2 separate regions of the Mus musculus genome follow, and region 2 is linked to region 1. A link is a loop called in an ENCODE intact Hi-C map of the cell type or tissue named here. Cell type or tissue: left cerebral cortex. All regions are shown on one strand. Links, peaks and the distances in the headings refer to the core of each region. The heading gives the core; the rest is flanking DNA. Region 1 overlaps Gm15997 (predicted gene 15997). Region 2 has its middle 8.4 kb from the start of Gm38753.

Evidence for each region. Hi-C counts contacts between places; a loop is a spot of excess contacts. Peaks named below come from ENCODE experiments on the same cell type or tissue, not always from the same donor. Only the 100,000 strongest peaks of a DNase experiment are listed, where the experiment ranks them.
Region 2: a loop joins it to region 1, with 5 times the contacts of the local background. A loop is called at or near these places in 8 of 42 quality-filtered maps.

Annotation. Positions count from the first base shown.
Region 1 is chr5:149,521,560-149,526,933 of GRCm38, forward strand. The region is part of intron 1 of Gm15997 (predicted gene 15997); the gene reads right to left. It also overlaps a transcript of Wdr95 not described here. Among named protein-coding and RNA genes, the nearest start is that of Wdr95, 4.4 kb to the right of the region's middle. In left cerebral cortex, for the core only: CTCF peaks have their summits at 3,233 (motif pointing left) and 4,049 (motif pointing right); DNase peaks (open chromatin) are centred at 1,232, 2,532, 2,876, 3,220 and 2 more places; H3K4me3 peaks cover 275 bases; H3K27ac peaks cover 1,441 bases.
Region 2 is chr5:149,373,227-149,378,600 of GRCm38, forward strand. It overlaps a transcript of Medag not described here. Among named protein-coding and RNA genes, the nearest start is that of Gm38753, 8.4 kb to the left of the region's middle. In left cerebral cortex, for the core only: CTCF peaks have their summits at 952 and 2,830 (motif pointing left); DNase peaks (open chromatin) are centred at 1,031, 1,572 and 2,807; H3K27ac peaks cover 757 bases.

The sequences.
Region 1 (5,374 bases), core at 258-5,257:
GTCACAGTCCATTGCTGAAGGGAGTCAGAATTCTAGCAGGAACTTGAAGCAGAAACCACTGGAGGACGCTGCTTGCTGGTTTGCTTGTAGAGCCTTGCTTGGTTGCTTTTCTCATCCAGCACTGGGTCACCCAGCACTGGGTCACCTGCTTCTACAGTGGACCGAGCCCTTGCCCAGTCCATCCAGCACTGGGTCACCCGCTTCTACAGTGGACCGATCACTTGCCCAGTGACTGACAGCTCACAGATGTGCCTTCAGGCTGTTCTGCTCCAGGCAATCTCTCAATAGAGATTCCCTTCTCAGGTAGCTCTAGACTGTGTCAAGTTGACAGCTTAAGTTAAGCAGGACTGCAGGTGACAAGGAGCTACATTCTTTCTTTCAACTCTACAGCAGAAATACAAGCTGTAGAGAAAAACAATTTCCTGCTCCAGAAAGGCATCTTGGCAACAGCTTCTTCCTCCTCCTCCTCCCCTCCTCCTTCTTCCTCCTTCCTCTTCCTCCCCCTCCTCCTTCTTCTTCCCCCTCCTTCTTTCTCCTTCCTCTTCCTCCCCCTCCTCCTTCATCTTCCCCCTCCTCCTTCATCTTCCCCCTCCTCCTTCCTCCTTCTTCCTCCCTCCTCCTCCCTTCTCATTCCCCTCCTACTCTCTCCTTCTCACCCTTCTCCTCCCTCTTCCTCCTCCTCCTCTTCCTCCTCCTTCTCCTCTTCCTTCTCCGTCCTTCTCCCCCTTCTCATCCCCCCTTCCCCTCCTCCTCTTCCTTCCCCCTCCTCCTCTTCCTCTTCCTCCTCTTTCTTCTTCTTCCAGATATATTTATTTAATGTATATGAATAGCTTTGCCCACATGTATATATGTGCACTATGTGCATGCCTGGTGCCTCAGAGGTTAAAAGAGGATGTCAGATCCCTTGAGACTGGAGTCATGAATGGCTCTGAACCATCAGGTGGTACCAGGAACTGAACCTATATCTTTAGCTGCTGGGCCACCTCTCCAGACCTTGCAGAGAACTTTCTCAAGGGGTGTGAATAGTATTGTGGCCTTGCTGCTGGCTCAAGCATCCAAACACTCTTACCTAATATTACCTAATATTGTCAATATCCTGTGTGACTGAGTGTGTCTTCTCTATACACTCTGCCTGATCTCTGCCGGTAAGTATGACAGGTCTCAGCCACCCACACTCAGCACTCCACACTCTCTCCCACTTCCATTCTGCCTGAAGGCATGGGTTGGCACATCACATGTACCCAGAAAGAACCTTCACAAGACCTCTCCCAAGACATAAAAGAAAGCTTGTATAGACAGGAAGTCTCCATGGTCCTCGAGAGAAAACTCTATACGGCCAAGATACTGAAACACCAAAGTGAAATTCAACATCCAATCAGAACAAGTGTGCTCCCAAAACTGTGACAAAGGAGGCTTGATGCAGAGGCCTTAGGCAGCTCCTGTTCCCCATGCCCTGTCTGAAGATGGTGTTTTGTTTCTGTCTTTGCTTTAGCTCCGTGGAGCCTGACAAGTGCCTGATCCTCTATGGCGATGACCAGGTAGGTTGTGTGTGTGTGTGTGTGTGTGTGTGTGTGTGTGTGTGTGTGTACCGAGTCAAGAACCAGAATGATGTCTACTGTGCTTTCCAGGGGTGAAGCGGGGGGACTCCCTTGTGTCCTGAGGCTGAGACCAGACCAAGAAGGAAAATAGAAAGGCAGACAAGATGGGATGAGAACAAGAACACTCAAAGAGCACATGAGTGGTGCTCCCTAACCTGTGTGATGCTCCCTAGCACTCGAGGGGTGCTCACTAATGTGTAATGTCCCCTAACATGTGAGTGATGCTCCCTAGCATGTGAGTGGTCCTCCCTAGCATGTGAGTGGTGCTCCCTAGCATGTGAGTGGTGCTGCTATCATGTGCATAGTCCTCCCTAACTTATATATGTTGCTCCTTAATGTGAGTGTGGTGCTCTCTGCTGTGTGTGCTGCTCACTAACATACAAATTAGGCTCACTAATACACCCATTGTGCTCACTAAGGAGCCTGATGCTTTTAGTACTATCTATTCACATCACTACACCCCGCAAGGCAGAGGTCACCATGAGTGCTTATAAGAATGAAGAAATTGAGGTACAGTGCAGCTATGCAGTTTCCCCCAAGCTTCTGTGTTCCAGAGATGGGGGACTGGTCTATGCCCTTGGCTCTAGACTTTCATGATCACCAAATGTCCCTCGTTAAACAAATACTTGAAGACACAGGCTAGGAATAGAGGACCCTGTCTAAAATCCCTGCTGACAAAAGAGGGAGGGACATTGCCTCCCCCAGATGAGTCTCCACTCAGCCAAGACAGAAAAATCCTTCAGATGAATTTTGCTGCACAATTAGAAATAAGGCCTAAATGCAGATTGCCCCAGCAGAGGAGACTGAGTGACCTAAACACAAATTGTGACTGGATGACGAATTTCTAGACTCTTCCTGGTGAGCTGATTTAGGCAGGTCAGGAGGAAATGGAGCATGCGTAGAATTGAACCCACCCCCACTTCCCAATCTCTCTCAGGCACCATCTCTCTGTGGTACTTGAAATGTCTTTTCAAACAGAGGTTTTTCTTAAGAGGAGAGAGAGCAGACAGGGGACACACACACACACACACACACACACACGAACACACGCACACGACGTATTAAATCTTACAGAGATCTGCAACCCAAGCCCCACGAGGTGGAAGCGGAGACAAGCAATACGCTGCCCTGCTGTAGGGAGCACCATTCATAAAGACTAGTACGGGAACGGTGCCTTGGATTTGGGCCACACAGCCTCCAGGCTGGAATTCCCCAAATGGAAGTTGGCAGGACTGTGAGGCAGAGGGAAGCCTCTCTATGTCCTCGGTGTCCTGTGGCAGCCAGCCCCTGTTAGTGGAGTTCCCTGCCTCTGCCTCTGCCTCTTCTTGGATGCTTTCCTGGGTATGGGCTGGCCTGGTTACTGCCTTCCAGCACACGCCAGAGAGGGAAGCCAGAACCGGTCCAGGCAGCACCGGCTGCTCATTAGAAAGCAAGCTGATTGCTGGAAATGCAAATGACCCATTTCACCTTATCCTTCTGACAGACACGCTGGGAGCGATGACTGGTTGCTCCCTACCTGTCACCACTGCAGCTCTGATCATTGTGTGAAGTGCCTGCCACACTTGAAGTGCATAGATAGCAGCCATCACGAGCGCCCTTCAGTTGTAGACGCAATCATCCATTGCCCCCTAGTGGAGTCCATGTGAATGACATGGTAGGCACCCCGTGTGTGCTGATTTAGGATTTAAGCAAATCGAGGTTGCGTTTTATTTTAAGAATGGCTTGCAGCTCCTGCTGATTTCATCTCGGCTGCTCGTATCTGTGTCTCTTAATTAGCAGCCATGAGATGGAATAAAATGTCAATCACGGGTGATTTGCGGAGCTGAGTTTGAATGTTAAAAAGTCATGGCATTTTCAAACCATATTTAAGACCTCATTTGATGATCATTCAAATTTTTTTTTTACCCTTAGTCTGGGAAAAGGTTTAAAATGAATGTAGTGTTAAGCATCTCAGGTTGGCATTTCGCTGAGCTTCGGGGTTATGTGAAAGAGAAACAAGATTATTTGTAAGACAGAGGCAGTAACCGAGTCTGCTTTGTCATCTAATCTGTCTCCTGACCCTGCTCTGGTAGATTTCAGAGGCTCCCAGTTTGCATAGTTCTTTGTTGTCCTGTATCCATGGTACCAGGGACTCAGTCATACTTAGCATAAGAGGAGCTAGATTTGTGACAAGGGACCTTTTTTATCACCACATTTGTGAAGGCTGCTTCCTGGGTGACTGTCCTTGCAGTGTCTGCAGAGCTAAGGCTCATAGCATGCATTAAAAGGCGATTGTCAACAGTACTTGGCTGTGCCACAGTAAGTTTATTAAGGGATCTGCTTCATGAGAGAGAGAGAGAGAGAGAGAGAGAGAGAGAGAGAGAGAACTTAATATGTTATTTTTCATTATGTGGGTCTGTGGGGGGGGATGGGCACATGGGTGCAGGTAGCTGCAGATACCAGCAGAGGGCGCTGGTTGCTCCGGAGTTGGAGTTACAGGTGTGGGTGCTGGGAACTGACCTGGATCCTCTGAAAGAGGCAGTGTGCACTCTTAACTGCTGAACCATCTCTCTAGCCCTGAAGTGTGTGTGTGTGTGTGTGTGTGTGTGTGTGCATGCAAGCAAGCATAAGGCAGTCAGAGGACAATGTGCAGGAGTCAGTTCTCTCCTTCCACCATATGGGACACAGGGATCAAACTCAGGCTTGTCAGGCTTGTGGCAAGAGCCTTTAGATAATGAGCCATCTCACCAGCCCTAAACTAATACATAACTTTTTTAAACTTTTATTTATTTCGTTTGTGTGGTATTTTGCCTGTGCACACATCCATGCAGTGCTGTAGAAGCCAGGAAAGGGTGTCAGATCCCCTGGGACTGGAGTTACTGCTGGAGCCGAATACTGCTCTGTGGGTGCTAGGAGCTGAACCTGGTCCTAACCACTGAGCCACCACCCCCAACCTATCAGTACATAAGGTTTACACTTTCTACAGGACTTTCTTATTGCCAGGACATTTTAAAAATGGAATTATGCCAGAGTTCAATGCCTCCCTTGTCTTATCTGTGACTCTGTGGACTGTACCAACTCCTTTCTAGTAGCCAGTACTGATGCCATCTAGACCTTTGTGGGAAAGTCTGGGCCAACCCTACTACTCCCTAAGGCAGTACTACGGGGGCGGGGGCGGGGCTGGGGGGTGGGGTGGGGGCTGGGGGACGGGGATGGGATCAGCTTTCATCTGTACTTAAGGAAGGATGCTTCAAGAACATTATCCCTCAGACAGTGTTCTGGGATTTGTGACCCTGTTGAGGAACCTGATGAGAGACTGTGATTGGTTGGGGCGATCTGGTCACAGACAATGGTATCTGCTTGAGACAGAGAAGCAAGCTCCCCTCCTCCACAGCATCTCTGTTCAGTGAATGTGTTTACATCGGGCTGACTGTGGGTCATTAAGCCCCAGTGATAGGAAACTTTTAGGAGAGGAAACCATTCGTGCATACACAGGAAATAGAACTCAGTTGGCAAAATTTTCCACCCTGTGTAGATCTGAAACCACGGTCCGCAAGGTGCTTTAGGGGACCTTCCTCAACACACTGCTGTTTCCCCCAGAATGCTACGGAAGCTTTCTACTGGTGACTCAATGTTTTAAACTTTTCCTCTTGAGTCAGAGATGAACCGAAGCCCAGCGAGGCTCAGGGTGAAGAGGAAAGCTATTGTCTGGCCTTTGGCTTCCGTCATGGGGTGGGGCTTGACTGCTTAGCAACTGAACAGAAATCTGTGCCAAGGGAGGCTAAGAACCCCCTGTA
Region 2 (5,374 bases), core at 177-5,176, 150 kb before region 1:
GGTCCTCAGTGTAGCTTGCCAAGCCACGAGCCCACTCTTAATGGCTTAGACCACGGGTAGACACTTGATTCATGAGCAGCCAGCATAGGCAGCCTGTCATAAAGAGCTGCCCATGCAGAACAGCCAGTGCTGGACAGAGGCCACCGAATCAATTTGGGCCTCTCCTGGGAGTCTCATTCCTGAAGGGAGACGCTGAGCAGAGTCAGCGAGGGGCTGAGGAGGAGTCACCCAACCCAGAGTGACAGCCTTAGGGGCAGTGAGATAACGTTGCTAGACGCACTGTCCTGAATGATCTCACCGGGCACTGGCTGTGCCTTTTGGTTTCTATCGTCTGATGTTTTGACATCTTGGGGGCCTTCCTGACTGACTCTGGAGGGGGGACATCTGGATACCTTACTGACTGACTCTGGAGGGGGGACATCTGGGGGCCTTACTGACTGACTCTGGAGGGGGAACATCTGGATGGATACCTTACTGACTGACTCTGGAGGGGGACATCTGGGGGCCTTCCTGACTGACTCTGGAGGGGGGACATCTGGATACCTTACTGACTGACTCTGGAGGGGGGGACATCTGAGGGCCTTCCTGACTGACTCTGGAGGGGGGACATCTGGGGGCCTTCCTGACTGACTCTGGAGGGGGAAGTCGTAGGGGAAGTAGCTAATTGCCTCTCCTCTCCCACTCCAGCATGGCTCTCAGATGTAAACCAACCAGAGCCCCTGCCCTGCCCACCTCCTTTCCTGACTTCTCTTTCTCACAGGTACACTCCACCTTCCTCCATCACTGCTAGTCCAGGTACCCAGCTCAGGGTAGTCCCTAGAGCCCAGACTTAAGAAGCATAATTTTCACCTAAGCTGAGCCTGCTTACTCTTCCATGACCACTCCCTCCCACAATGCCCAGTGACGCCCTGTACCCTTCTTCCTCCTCCCTCCTGACCAGGTGCTACCCTCGTGGTGCCCTGGGGTATAGCATGGTCCTTATTCTTGGAACTGAATGACCTGTCTTGTCAACAGCAGCTGCCTCCTGGTCTGCTGACCTCATTTCTAAAATCGGCAGGTTCTGCGTGACTCACTCATCTCCGTGGAGTCTGGCTGTGTGGTTGTTCCTCTTCGAGGCAGGGCCGGGGCTCTTCCTGCCTTACCCTAGGTAAATGCACTGAATATGACCTGTCTCACTTCAGTGGGTTGTTAGTTCTTCTTTAGATCAGATCTTTACTGGTTGTCTCACCCCCTTTCTTTACGGAGCTCCCCACTCCCCGTGCTCTTCACAGGCAAGCATGCTGGCTTTCTTTGTAAATAGCCTTACATATGTTCTTGTCCCCTGTGCCTGGTCATGAGGCCATCCTTCAGACAACTCCTGCCTTCCCCGTGCCTAAAACTACTCTCTTTCTCCGAGGTCTCACATTCAGACGTCCTATGATGGCTTCTGTAACCTCACGTGCCTCTCTCTGCACATCAGCATCACCCATGTGTGGGTTTCGATCCCACCACAGAGCATCCAGTGTTCCCCGCTTTGTGTTCGGGAATTCTCTCTCCTCAGGGTTATATGCACTCTCAGTTCAGGAGACAGACGTTTTGCTTGATGATAGGATGCACTGGTATCTAAGCAACTGACATCTTTCTTCTCCTTAAGCCGGGGTATAAAATCCACACATAGAGCAACAGTTGCTACCTGTTGAGCCAGAGCCTGGCTGGAGGGGAAGCCCCATTTTATCTCCATTCTGAGTCCCCGGAAGGCCAGCCCCAGCTTTCTTAAGTGGAGAGAACTTCATTCATTTCCTAATGGGTCATACTTGGGGAAAGACTGGAGTTTCTTCATTTTAGTGTCAGGCCAGTAAGGGGTTGCAAAGTACAGAGTAAGGAATGAGGGTAAAGCAAGAGGGATTGGCCCACCAGTGGGATTTGAGGACTGTCTCTTACATGGAGGCTGGGATGGGGAGACTGGAGCAGAAGCCGAGGCAATCAAACACGCCCCTCACAGTTTTGATCCGGCTCTCACCTGTTTGAAAGGAAAACATCTGGCTTGTCTTCCATTGACCCTGATGTAAATGGGTAAAGGATTTCAGGGCACATTCCTGATAGTTCCCTGAGGGACTTCCTAACAAAGGGGTGGAGCCAAGTAGCTCTTGGAATGGTCTCCCATCATAGACATTGCACTTAGAGTTTGAGCTATACGAATAATTCAGATGCTACACTGTAAGCCCTAAATATACCTTAAGCCCACAAACAACGCCCCTTTGTCCAGCTTTATGCCTGTGTTCCTTTAAATGGACTTTCTGTTCCTGACCGCACTGTAATCAGCAGATATCCCTACCGTCCCCCCATTCCCTCCTCCTCCCTTAAAACGGCTCCTTCTAATAGCTAGCATCCTGCAGTGACCAAAGCCATTAGAAGGATTGCACCATTACTATCCTGTCCAGCACACACATAATGCCCCAGGGATTGCCTTTCTTCTTCTTTGCTTGATGCTTTTTTGTGGATGAAATCGGGGCCCAATGGTGGGCTGAAAAAAAAAAAAACCGAAGAGGGCAGAAGGTGACAGTAATTCGTTTCAAGGGCACCTCCCAAACAGCTTTCCCCACTTGAGATTCCTTTGTGAAGGTGACGGCAGATGTCAGCCTTGTGGATAAAGCAGGCTCTGAAAGCACGCGGACAGGTTGCAGACCTCTGTTCCTCGTTACCATAATATTGAATGCTCATCTTTTCCCAAGCACGACAGCGAATATGTGCTCTGCCTGCTAGCTCACTGTTGTTTGTGCTGGAAAGAACCCGGGCCCAGCCCAGAGCCACGTTGCAGGGCTCAGGACTGCTCTGAAACACTGCCACCTAGTGGCGTGATGAGGTAAGACAGCACACATCAAGGGCACCGGGACTCTAGTTCAATCTAGCTGCCCCAGCTCAAAGGCAAGGAGTTAAAAAATCAGGAGCACAAAGACCATAGCCAGTTTGGAAACGCCTAAATAGGGCAGGGGACAGGGAAAAGGGGCGGGGGAACTGGAGCCTGAGAGAGGAATTAAAAGTAATGAACGGGTCGGATTGAGCAGTCCCCACCTCCCCTCCACCCCCCTCCAACTCCCCACCCCACCCCCCCTCGCCCCCCACCCCCAAGCTAGAGATGTGGGTAAGATGAGATTGGAACCGGCCTTCATTTGGACAGCTCAGTCTGGCTTGTGACTGGATCCTTAAGGATCCCGGGGCTCAGTTGAGCTCGGGAAGTCCCTGTGCCTCGGTTTCCTCACTTTGTGGGCCGAGTCAGAGCTCAAAGTCTATCTTCAGTTGAAACATTGTATGAATTTGTTATCTGAGAAATGCAGGAGAAAGCAGTTGGCTATCCTTAAATCATCTGTGTGACTTCTTGTTGATTTAAGGGGGGACTTAAAAATGAACAAAGAAACAAACGAATGAACAAACAAGCATCCACTTCCATCTTGTCTGTTTTCAGGGTTGTAGCTCAGGAATCCTGGGAGAAGCATGGAAGAATCTTCTAGCATGTGGGGACTCTCGGGACCCAAGAGGGAGAGTAACTCCTAAAGACGTGGAGGCTTCTAGTGCTTCAGGACAGACAGTGAGTGTGTGGGGGGTTGGAGGGGATGGGGTGTGGGTACTGGCATGGAAGCAAATCTGTACTATTTGAAACACCGAAGTGAAGACAATCATTATAATGGGTTAATAATTGAGCAGGCCATTCCTTCAAGAGTTACATTTTTAAAGGGAATTTCCTGTTAGAAGGTTCCAAGGAAATCAGATACTGTTCATTGACAAGCAGGAATCTGAACAAGTAGGGGAATCCCCAGGTCCTTCGACCTTACAGGATGGGTTTTGTCCTTTGTCATTCATCGGCGTTCCTTGGGGAAACTCATCTATGATGGCTGTTTTAAACACTTCGAGTATCATTTTTACATCCCAGGGCTAAAAGAAGATGTGGCTCAGCCTCTGCCACCATTTGAAGAAGCCCAGGTTGCTCTTGCTCCTTCTTTTAAGGCTCAATGGTCCTGCTCATCAAAGCATTTCCCCAGCGAACACACAGTGGAGGGAATTTAAATTCCATCTTGATGGAATTTGAACCAAAGCACACTGCCCAGTGTCACTTTATACGCTGTGAATCATCAAGCCAGCTACGAATACCTCGAGGGGTCCTTGCCGTTGTTCAACATAAATCAGTAAAATGACAGGCAATTGACTCTGAAGACAGCTTTCACATGGCTGAGAGGCTGGAGCTGCTGGAAGCAAATGAGGGCATTTTTCTGTAAACCACTTGTGATTAGCGCCAGAATAAACAGTAGATTGGGCTTTATCCTCCACACCACACTCCCCTCCTGCTCTGGATCTCTCATTAGGCGGAAGTGAACACTTCCCTCAGTGTTGGGAGTGGGGGTTGGGGGTTGTCAGTGGGAAGAAGCAAGTTTGTATCTCCACACCTGATGAGTACTTCTGACTTCCCCCCCAGAAGGAAAAGAAGAAATAGACTTGATTTGACTTTTTTTTTTTCCTATGAAGACATAAAATAAGGGCGAGAATCAGACCGACCCTTCGATGCAAAAGCTTGTCGCTGTGCTATGATGCCCTATCACGGCGCCTGCCAGGGCTTAGAATTTCCCTTAATAGAAAGGAGCGTGTTTGAGAGATTGGCACCTGGCAGCAGTGTCTCATGATGTTACAGGCTTATATTCTTTGTAAAGCATTTAATTAATTAATTAATTAATTAATTTAATGTATATGAGTGCACTGTCGCTGTCTTCAGACACACCAGAAGAGGGCATAGGATCCTATTACAGACGGCTGTGAGCCACCATGTGGTTGCTGGGAATTGAATTCAGGACCTCTGGAAGAGCAGTCAGTGCTCTTAACCACTGAGCCATCTCTCCAGCCCCTCCACTTATATTCTTAAAGACACCAGGAAGGTGGCAATGTTAAGCTGATGGAGGCACTGTCTAAGGAGATCTGACGCCAACCTGTGCCACCACGGCCTCCTGGGCCAAATGGCCCCTTAGGTTGTTGTGTCAACTGATTTTCTCCAACAAGAGTCAGGTTTTCCACGAAAAGCATCAAGTGTGCCAAATCAAGTAAGTCTGTAAACCCAGAGGACACAGCCTGCCTGTGATCCAAAATCTGAACTGACACACGCCCTCTGCCACCTGATAAGCTGGGAGTCATCAAGCTAACTACAAATACCCAAGGGCTCCTTCATTTAGAATCTTCCAGACTCATGTGACTATACATAGTAGGACTTTCGGCTATGTAAAAGGTGAGACAGACAGACAGACAGACAGACAGACAGAAATTGCATAGACTTCCTCAGTAAGCAAAGCCTTATCTAGGAAGTACAAAACCTTCTAGCTCCTCAGATCTAGTTGTCTTCTTGGTTTGTTGTAAA